2 separate regions of the Homo sapiens genome follow, and region 1 is linked to region 2. A link is a contact called in ENCODE Hi-C or POLR2A ChIA-PET data. All regions are on one chromosome and are shown on one strand. The core of a region is the stretch at or near the end of the contact, and the rest is flanking DNA. Distances in the headings are between cores, read along the strand shown.

Region 1 (5,608 bases), core at 1,137-3,636, 770 kb after region 2:
GTCCACCACATACACAGCACTGTTAAATAAAATTGCACACACATAACAATGGTTATCATCTGAGGTATCTTCTAAATGTGGCCATTTTGGCCTTGAATCATTCCCTCCTCCCTTCCTTCTCTGCCTTCAATCCAGTGGACAAGTACAGGCACGTGTAATGCTTAGAGATGGTCAAACAAATTCCTATGCAAAAGTCTTTACAGAAGACAAGTTTTCCTACGAATTTCAACACAAAGTGTACAAAATATGCTAATTTTACTCCTTTGTCATACACTGGCAACCTCTTTAACATCTAGAGACTAGATGTTGAAAAATTAGGACTATTTGTCCATTATATATACTATATACAGAGCAAAACAAAATGCACAAAACATATAGAAAAATGGTGTCTGAAAATGTCCAAGTATGAACACACTAGTAATATTACCTTTTGCAATTTCTTCCCTCCTACCTCCTCTAAACTATTGAACAAGTATAGACATTACTATACTGTTCACAAAGGTGGCTTCACAATTCAATTTCCAAAAGCATTTCCTATGAATTTTAGCAAAAAGATATTTACAAAGTGGTATTTTACTACCTATACATTTAACATACATCGGGCACTTCTAAACATCTAGATAGACTAGATGTTTCAAGTAAGGAGTTAATTTGTCTACTATGTATACAGCAGTCTTGAATAAACTGCAAACATGTAACAACAGTTATAATTTGAAAGAGTCTTCCAAATGTGAACATTCTGGCCTAGAACCCTTCCCATCTCCATCAACCCAGAAGACATCAAATTTTCAGAAGACAATCTTTCCTAGGACTTGTAAAACAAAATGTACAAAATATATTAGTTTACTAACTCTACTTTTGTCATACACTGGCAACCTCTTTAACATCCAGAAAGACTAGATGTTGTCAATTAGGACTCGTCTGTCCTTTATGTACACTATATACACAGATAAGTAAAACAAAATGCACAGACATAATGATTCATCTTGCCTCGCTGTAAACAGGATGGCATAGAGCTCTCTGCACCTCCCCCTCCTCTCTCCTCCCCTGAACCACTGCACAAACACAATGAGTATTACTCAACAGGTGATTTGGCCATTCCCCCCCAAAAATATTTCCTATGAATTGTAACAAAAAGGTATTTACAAAATGTGATTTTGCTACCTCTAATTTTAACATATCAGGCACTTCAGAACATCTAAAAAGAAGAGACATTTCAAAAAAGCTTAGCATTGTCAACTATATACACAGTAGTGAGGAATAAAATGCACACAAAACAATGGATAGAATATGAAAATGTCTTCTAAATATGACCAGTCTAGCATAGAACCTTCTTCTCTTCCTTCTCAGGTCTTCCAGCTCCATGTCATCTAACCCACTTAACAAACGTGGACGTATCGCTTCCAGAGGCCGTCTTAACAACTCCATTTCCAAAAGTCATCTCCAGAAGACATGTATTTTCTATGATTTCTTTTAAACAAATGAGAATTTACAAGATGTGTAACTTTCTAACTCTATTTTATCATACGTCGGCAACCTCTTTCCATCTAGAAGGGCTAGATGTGACAAATGTTTTCTATTAAAAGGTTGGGGTGGAGTTGAGAGCAGCTTTTTCATATTATATACACAGGCCTTCCATAAACGGCCAGTAAATCTTCCCAGAGGGTGGTGGGCATTTCCAACGGGCCAAACGTGGCCTGTCATTCTACCATTTCTCTCTTCCGACAGCAAAGTCTGGTAGAATGAAGACCAACCGCCCGATGGCCGCTAACCGTTCCACCCGTCGTCGTTCGGGACTTCGCTCACCTTCCAGGCCCCTTAAGGCCTTTGTCCGTTGTCGTCAGGACTAGGTAGGTCTCGCCCAATGGCGACAGAGTGGTCACCCGGGAACCGGATCTGCGCGGCTCCGTGGCCTAAAGAGGCGGCCGAGCCTGCTTGCGTCCCTAGGCCGCCTTCCCGGGCCGTCCACGCCTTAATGGCCTCCGCCGCGCGGCGTTCGAGCTGCCGCCATACTTCCCGGCCCACCACGCCCAGCGCCGCCCAAAGGCGCTGCGTCCCGGCGGCTCTGCGGGGGTTTCGTCGAGGCTTGGGTCGGGAGACCCGGGTGCCGGCGGGGTCCGGGCTGGGAGACGCCACGGCCGCCATTAGTCACCGAGGTGGGGTGGGAAAGAGAGGTTCGCTGCGGCTTCAAGGTCTGGGCACAGCCAGTGGGCGGGCACAGCCAGTGGGCAGCCACAGCAGAGGCCTCCGTTATCTGCAGGGCAGAGGGCTCGGCCTGTCCCGGGGCCCCCCAGTTCACCCGCCGGCCCGGGGCCGGAGGGCCTGGAGGGCCCTGGAGGAGCGGGCTGCGTTCTGCGTCTCTCCGCGATCTCTGCCGGACCGGAACTGACTTGGCAGTTCTCTGCGCTGGCAAGAGAGGAGCGGTACCGGAAGTGCCCTTGCGCTGGGGGCCCGCGAGCCGTGGTTCCGGGTCTGCAATGTTCCGGCGTGGGGGTGGGGAATGGGGAATGGGGTGTGGTCACGTGGGGTTAGGGCCCCCTCCACCCCGCTTGCTCTTCGCAACGGAAATTGCTACTGGCCTCAGAATTCCCTGAGCAAACGTTGCTTCTCTATCTCCTTACTCCTCCGGTGCTGGATAAGAAGACTCCAATATTTCATTTATTGACTCATTTACCACCTGTTTACCGAGCACCTATGTGCCTCTAAGCACGGGGGAGTGCAGCAGTAAAGAAAAAAACACAGGAAAATTTCTGCTCTCCTAAAATTTACATTCTAGTAAGGGAAACAACAATAAACAAGATCCTTAAAATGCATAAAAGGGTAGATAGCGAAAGTGCTTTGGAAACATAAAAAGGAAAGAGGAATATGAAGTGCAGGTGCGGAATGCTTTATAGTACGGCCAGGTGACTCTGGAGCAGAGACCCGAAGGAGGCGAGGGGATGAGCCATGCTTGGAGATGTCTGTAGGGGAACAGCTTATGCACAGGCCACAAAGCCGAAGCATGTGGGCCAGGCCTGTTCCAGGAACAGCAAAGAGGCTGGGGAAGAGAGGAGAGAAATGGGACCATGGGAGGGAGTTGAACTGCAGTGCGGGAGAGCTGAAGTGGAGGCAGGGGCAGAAGCAGGGAGACCTGATAACTGACTGTTGCAATCAAGCAGGTGAGCTATGATAGGGACTTATGCCAGGGCGACGACAGCAAAGGGGGCAAAAAGTGGTTGAATTCAGGGGTTGACATAAGCTCAAGTCTATAAGATTTGCTGACGGACCAGATGTGAAGTGGGAGAGCGAGAACTGAAAGATGACTCCACACTTTTTGGCCTGAGCAAATGAAAAGGCAGCCGCCTTAAGTGAGATGGAAGAAACCATGGGAGGAGCAAGCTTTGGGGAGAACACCAGGAGCTGAGTTTTAGGCATGTTAAGTTTGAGATGTCTGTTTGACATTCAAGTGGAAATGTCAAGCAGACAGATGGATTTATGAGTCTGGCATTCAGGGAAAGGTTTGAACTGGAGATGAATCTTTGGGAGTCGTCAGCATATAGATGTCTTTAAAACCTTGAGGCTGCATGAGAGAACCAAGAGAGGGACAAGGTCTGAGGTCTGATCCCTGGGTAACGTTTACAGGTCAGGGAATGAGAAGGAACCAGCAAAGGAGACTGAGAAGCGACCAGGGTGGTAGGAGAACAACCAGGAGAGTGTGGTGTCCTGGAAGTAAATGAGGAAAGTGTTTCAAGGGGAATTTATCAACAGTGTCAAATGCTGCTGATGTGTCAATTAAGATAAGGTTGGAAATGACACTTCCAGCTTTTAGAATTAATGCTGTGATGAACTTCCTCGTGAATTTTCACATTTTGTGTAGACTTCTGAATTCCTTTGGGTTTTTTTGTTTTTTGTTTTAGATGGAGTCTTGCGCTGTCACCTAGTCTAGAGTGCAGTGGCGCGATCTTGGCTCACTACAACCTCCACCTCCCAGGTTGAAGTGATTCTCCTACCTCAGCCTCACGAGTAGCTGGGATTATAGGCGCCCGCCACCGCGCCCAGCTAATTTTTGTATTTTTGAGTAGAGACGGGGGTTTCACCATGTTGGCCAGGCTGGTCTCGAACTTCTGACCTCGTGATCCACCTGCCTTGGCCTCCCAAAGTGCTGGGATTACAGGCGTGAGCCACCGCCCCCAGCCTCTGAGTTCCTTTGTTTGTATTTGTATTTTTATTTTTTTTTTTTGAGGCAGAGTCTTGCTCTGTTGCCCAGGCTGTAGTGAAATGGTGCGATCTTGACTCACTGCAACCTCCACCTCCTGGGTTCAAGTGATTCTCCTGCCTCAGCCTCCCAAGTAGCTGGGATTACAGGCACTCGCCACCAGGCCAGGCTAATTTTTTGTATTTTTAGTAGAGACGGGGTTTTACCCTGTTGGTCAGGCTGGTCTCGAACTTGTGACCTCAGGTGATCCACCCACCTTCGCCTCCCAAAGTGCTGGGATTACAGGTGTGAGCCACCGCACCTGGCCTGCATTTTTATTATTTTTAAAATTATTTATTTATTTATTTATGTTTGAGACAGGGTCTCGCTCTGTCATCCAGGCTGGAGTGCAGTGGTGCCATCTCGGCCCACTGCAACCTCCAACTCCTGAGTTCAAATGATTCTCCTGCTTCAGCCTCCCAAGTAGCTGGGACTACAAACGTGTGCCACCATGCCCAGCTAATTTTTGTATTTTTAGTATAGATGAGATTTCACTGTGTTGGCCAGGCTGGTTTCAAACTCCTGACCTCAGGTGATCCACCTGCCTCGGCTTCCCAAAGTGCTGGGAGTACAAGCATGAGCTACCACCACTGGCCCTGAGTTCCTTTGGATACAATTCTGGAAATGTAAAGAAAGATCAAAGGATTAAGACTCTTGATGCAGACTCAGACATGATTCCCAGGAGGAAAATCCTGCAGTCAGAAAGGCCTTGCTGGTGGAAGGTGGACAGGAGAGGTGGCGAGAAGTCCAGGGGCTCTAGTCCACAATGAGATGACAAGGCCCTGAGCCAGGAGAGTTGCACAGAAGTAGAAAACCGGTGAAGTGAGTGTTTCTAGCATTTCAAGAGAAGAAGCCAGTGGGCTGAATACCTGAGAGAAGAGGGAGGAGGGGAAGGAAGAGCCATGGATTATACAAGTTTCAAACACTAGCGCTAATGGGTAGTTTGGTAGTTGATACATTAGCCAAGACAAGGAGTAGGAGAGGCTCCTGGTCCCCTTTCTGAGCTTCCCACCGCCTAAGCAGCCAAACATGTGGGTATTCCTGGAACCTAAAGATGAGGATGATGAAAAACATGTATACATCCTGCTTTCTTTTTCTTTTTCTTTTATTATTTTTTTTCCGAGACGCAGTCTTGCTGTGTCTGGGCTGGAGTGAAGTGGTGTGATCTCGGCTCCCTGCAACCCTCGCCTCCCAGGTTCAAGCGATTCTCCTGACTCAGCCTCCTGAGTAACTGGGATTACAGGCACGTGCCACCACATCCCTTTAATTTTTGTATTCTTAGTAGGGATGGGATTTCACCATGTTGGCCAGGCTGGTCTGGAACTCTTGACCTCATGATCCGCCCACCTCGGCCTCCCAAAGTGCTGAGATTAC
Region 2 (5,044 bases), core at 506-3,005:
AGCACTTTATTAGCTCACACCTGTCCACTCACATGAAACTCGTGTTAGGCCCTGGGAGGCCGACGGTAACTCTCACCGTGCCCTCAGATGAAGCACAGAGAGGTTGTTACTTGCCCGGGCCATCCAGTGGGCTGGCTGGGTCTTGTGTCCCCATCTGTGGACCCCTCTAGGGTCTGAGATGAGATGAGAAGTGTCTCCTGTATCCACCTCTTCCTGGCCTCCCTTCCCCCACTTCCTGGTCCCTGTCCACTCCTCAGGTTGGTGCTCTCACTTCTTGAAAGCTCTAGGCACCCCCGCCTCCCGCCAGGCTCCCCATTGGCTCCTGGCAGGCCAGCTGAGAATGAACAGGAGATGGAGGCAGGCAGCCCAGGCTGCAGAGGTGAGGGATGTGGGGCCAGGCCCAGAGGGCTCAGCCTAGAGGCTTCCAATCTCAGATTCTCCTGCCTGTGGTCATCTGTTTGTCCATCACCCCAGGACAGGGCAGACAGAGGGGCAAAGCACTGGGGGCCCCAGAGCCTAGCTTCCCCTCAGCCTGGGGGACATCACAGCATTTCAGTGTCAGTCACATTTTAAACTGATCAGCCTTTGTATAATGTTTTTTAAATCATTTCTAAATAAAACAGAAATACAGAGTGTGTCATTTCCCTGGGATGAGGGAACAAAGATCAGGTTCCAAGAGTAACCTTAGGACGCTCTGGGAAGAGAACCGGGTCCTTTGGGGTGTCTGGGAGCTGCCCACCCATCTCCTCTGCCAGACCGGCGGTCAGATAGCCTCCCTCTACAACAGGCTGGCCCTGGGGGCCCAGGGTTATTGGGGTTCCAGGAACACAGCCTGATGATGCCTCCTTACGATCCAGGATGGAGAGCAGCCCCCCCAGGAGTATGGGGAGGGTCACTGTGGCACGGGCTTCTCCATGACCTGGGACATGACCTGGGACACATAGTCAAGAGCACGGTTATCAGCAATACAGATATTAATAAAAGGCAGACGAAGTCAGGAGGTCAGCAACTTTGCGGGCTTACCAGGAGGCCTGTCCTGCCTCTGGAAGCCAGCGACAGAGAGGGATGCCCCCGACCCAGCCAGCCGGAGAAAGGGATGGGGTGGTCACGAAGGTCTGAGCTGGGTCTGGGTGTAGGCTGGGAAGCAGGCTGGGGTGTAGACTGCGAAGGCGGCCCTGCCGGGACTTCTTTCCAGTCCCCGGCGACCTCTTCGAATTCTCTGCTATCTCTGGGGAGCCTCGGGTGGGAGGGGGTGTAAGAGACGCAGGGACGTGGGGAGAGGAGACAAGGCAGGCAAGAACCACAGGGGACGGCGGACAGACGGGCGACATCCTGCGGAGGACGCCGTCAGTACCAGGAAGTGCAGGCGATGAGGAAGCGCACGTCGTCCAGCGGCCCCCACGGGCTGGGCTCGGGCTGGGGCTGGGGCTGGGGCTGGGGCTGGGGCTGGGGCGGATGCCGGGGCTGTTCCGGGCCCTCCGGCGCCGCAGGCTGGGGCTGGGGCTGGGGCTGGGTTTGCGCAGGCTCCGGGGCGCCGCGGCCGCCGCTTAGCTGAGCCCCCATGGTCTGCAAGAAGAGAAGCCCTTTAAGGTCTGGGTCGCCGGGACACCCCGCTAGGGCCCCGCCCCGGCTCTGCCCTCACCTCTCGCAGCCAGACCCGCGGGTCTCCCGGAACCCACCTCGGCGTCGGGAGGAGCTGGCGCCGTGACGCCACCACCGCGTACCGACCTCACCCTCCGTGCGTTGGAGCGGAAAGAAGGGACTCGACCCTGTGCTTCGGGGCGGGGCTCCGCGACCGTCCCCCGCCAATCCCGCCCCAGCGCCTCAAGGCCCCGCCCCGCGCAAGGGGACGGAATGCACCCCAACAGCCTCCAAGACGCCCAGGCCAGGAGGACGCTGGGAACCCGCTGCCCCGCCCCACGCCCACCCAGGAAAAGACCTGCAACCTCCATCCACCTTAGTCAAAGAATGCCCCGAAGCCAGATGCCCCAGAGCTCTCACAGGGGACTTGCCCAGCTCAGGGGAAAATCGGAACGGACTCTCTGCCTTTCAAGGCCAGAGAAGACCGGCGCAGAAGTCGGGTGAAAACTGTGAGAACTAGACCGGGCGCCGTGGCTCACGCCTGTAATCCCAACACTTTGGGAGGCCGAGGCGGTGGGTCGCTTGAGTTCAGGAGTATAAACCAGCCTGGGCAACACAGTGACTTCGTTTCTACAAAAAAATAAACGAGGCGAGAGGATCGCTTGAGCCCAACAGGTCAAGGCTACAGTGAGCCATCCTTGCGTCACAACACTCCAGCCTGGGTGACAGAGGGAGACACTGCCTCAAAAAGAAAAAAGAAAAAAGGAGAACTGTAGTGGAGAGTGTTTCTTGCCCCAGGATGAAGCCTCACATCCTGATGGTAGAGGAGAAGGGAATGGCGTGTGTGGAGGTGGTGAACTGGGTTGGGTGTGTGTTGTGTTCATCCCACCCTATCTTCCCAGAATGCTGGAACAACTGGAGAGTGCAGGGATTGTACACAGGCTGAGGGCCCCAAACATCACATTCAGAATGGCCCGGAGGGAACTGCACTTTAATGGGGTGGCACAGGACAGCAGAACCCTCAGCCAGCAGCCACAGGGCCTGCCAGCCAGCACAACAGAGCAGGTTTTTGCAGTAATGATAGATCCAGGCGATAAGCACAGGTGGAAAAGGGTTGGGTGCCCAGCCCCTCAGTCCCAGTGAGCTCTCTGCCACCTCCCTGCCAGCATCCGGTACAGATTGGGCGGAATGTGGAGAAGGTTGGCCACAGTCCAGAGCCAGGAGCCCATGGAACAACTTGGAAGGTGACTCAGGTGAGGCTGAAGAGAAAGGAAAGCGCACGGTCAGTAGCTGTTTCACAGAGCCCACCTCACTCTCAAGTGAGGTGCCTGCCTCAGCCCTCATCCCGGGACCAGCTCTGACAAGCTGCTCAAGCAGCTACTGCTCTAGTATCCTAGCCCTGAAAAACCACAAAGATGAGGATTAGCAGATGCTCAAGAAATATTTTTTGAATATGCTGGCTCTTATCTGCTCAGCAGTGTACAGATATGCTCTCACACTCGAGAAGCTACCAGAACAAACTGGTAGGCTCCCATTCTAGATGACATCTTTTCCCCATACTCTCAAAATGCAAGTTAACCCCCAACCCTGAGCAGAAGAAAGGAGAGGCCCCAGGTACCTGTCAATGAGGGAATCCCGCATGCTGGTGGCAATGGTGCTAGGCTGGGCTTCATTCAGCTTGAAGACACTCTCCACCACTGACAGCTCTGTGCTGGTTGTGTCCAGGCCACAGAAGGCACACCAGTCATTCACCACCATCCCAGCAGCAATCACCTCACTGCCTCGGTTCACAGTCCCCGCCTGCCAAGGGATGGGCTCAATGTGAGTCACGGCACCAAATTCTCTCCCTCCTCAATGAAGACTCTCCCCAAACCCTGCTCCTCCCTGACCTGCAGCCCCAGTCCCAAACTGTGGCAGGTAATGACCCAGACTCCCAAACACTAGGCAAAAGGATCTGCCTCGGGAGACGGGGTTCAGAGGACAGGAATGCTTACCACAAGGGGGACTTGAAGAAGAGAGGACAGCTCATCCTGGTCTTCAATTGAAGTCTTGGGATGCACCAGCCCTCCCTGATTGCTGAAGACACAGTAGCTTCCTACTAGCACCTGGTCGGCCACTGTCTGTCTGAAGACTTCCACCTTGAGCACATCTGCCAGAATTTCTTCTGTCTCCTGTCAATCAAAGATATTGTGTTCAGGGCTCAGAACTTACAGCCCCAGAACCAAGGTTCTCCATGCCCAGAAGCATCCAGGCCTTGGCTCCCTGAGCCCCTCATTTCTCCTCTGTACCTCATATGAAAGCCTCACCCAGAGAAAGGAGGAAGTACAGCTTAGAGCAGAGTCAAGGGCAGCTGTGAAGCCCCTAATATTCATGCATGCCCTGAACAGCTGGAGGCTGGTCTCAATATCACTTCTTTCCCCTCTCACCCACAGTCAAAAGTTCAACAGTCAATCACCTATCCTGGCCCAGGATGCAGGACTGGATGGTTCAATCTCCCCAATCATGAAGGATTCATACCCTCCCCAGCTTCTTTCTGACACTTGATAAGGCCTCTGTTATCACTATTCCAATGAGTACCTGAAACTCAAGAGCCCATATAGAAAAACCACAGGAGAGACCCCTAATTGCTGCCTGTTGGGAAAGAACAGTGGCTAACCACTGACTAGGATGGCCCTGTGACTCTTGGGTCAAGTTGGGCTGCCTCACCCTGTCCAAGTCTGGGTGGACCAAGGCCACGTAGTCATTGCAGGTGGTGACATTGCCCAAGGCTGAGAGCCGCTCCTCCACCCGCCTAATCTGCACTGTGTCTGGGAGGCTGTTGCGAATGTGTTGCAGCTCCTGGTCGGTGGTATTGTTGGGTACCAGGAGACCGTGCCTGTTCCCTGGAGAAACCCAAATTAGAGGGTGAATACACAAGATGCCTGCTGAGCCCTAGGGGCTGAGGATACCACTCAGCCCAGCCCAATCAGCTTTCCCAGGAAAGCTTTAGGCCCAGAGCCCAGCCCTCCAACCCACTGATCTGGAAAACACCCAGGGCAGGCCAGAGACCACCCAGGAATCCCAATAAATCCTGCCTACTTCACCATCACCAACTGGGAGGGAAGCTGAGCTCTTGGCATTAGCTGTATATTTTGCTACTTAAAAACTGAGCTGCCGGGCGTGTTGGCTCACGCCTGTAATCCCAGCACTTTGGGAGGCTGAGGTGGGCAGATCACAAGGTCAGGAGATCGAGATCGAGATCATCCTGGCTAACACGGTGAAACCCCGTCTCTACTAAAAATACAAAAAATTAGCCAGGCGTGGTGGCGGGCGCCTGTAGTCCCAGCTACTCGGGAGGCTGAGGCAGGAGAATGGCGTGAACCCGGGAGGCGGAGCTTGCAGTGAGCCGAGATCGCGCCACTGCACTCCAACCTGGGTGACAGAGCGAAACTCCGTCTCCAAAAAAAAAAAACAAAAAAACAAA

Evidence for each region. A loop is a pair of places that touch in the nucleus more often than their neighbours do. ChIA-PET counts read pairs that join two places held with the same protein, here RNA polymerase II (POLR2A). Pooled maps may share reads with other maps.
Region 1: a pooled map shows a loop between it and region 2 (8-fold over the local background). The contact joins the promoter of NORAD here to the promoter of MMP24-AS1-EDEM2 in region 2. A Hi-C loop is called at or near these places in 1 of 168 maps with a recorded cell type or tissue (naive thymus-derived CD4-positive, alpha-beta T cell) and 8 of 50 pooled maps. POLR2A ChIA-PET finds 5 or more read pairs at or near these places in 1 of 52 experiments (HEK293).

What each region holds. Positions count from the first base shown.
Region 1 is chr20:36,048,574-36,054,181 of GRCh38, forward strand. It overlaps NORAD (non-coding RNA activated by DNA damage), which reads right to left and starts at 2,387. Exons shown (of 1, transcript NR_027451.1): 1 at 1-2,387. RefSeq lists enhancers at 1,384-2,583, 2,064-2,635 and a silencer at 2,123-2,332.
Region 2 is chr20:35,276,367-35,281,410 of GRCh38, forward strand. It overlaps MMP24-AS1-EDEM2 (MMP24-AS1-EDEM2 readthrough), which reads right to left and starts at 1,756. Exons shown (of 15, transcript NM_001355008.2): 1 at 1,680-1,756. MMP24 (matrix metallopeptidase 24) reads left to right here. Exons shown (of 9, transcript NM_006690.4): 9 at 1-632. MMP24OS (MMP24 opposite strand) reads right to left here and starts at 1,756. Exons shown (of 2, transcript NM_001355003.2): 1 at 1,643-1,756; 2 at 1-1,566. The coding sequence starts at 1,563. The coding sequence ends at 1,348. It overlaps EIF6 (eukaryotic translation initiation factor 6), which reads right to left. Exons shown (of 7, transcript NM_002212.4): 4 at 4,288-4,463; 5 at 3,576-3,752; 6 at 3,200-3,381; 7 at 2,552-2,840. The coding sequence ends at 2,831. RefSeq lists enhancers at 1-299, 886-985, 1,106-1,275 and silencers at 1,406-1,625, 1,716-1,935.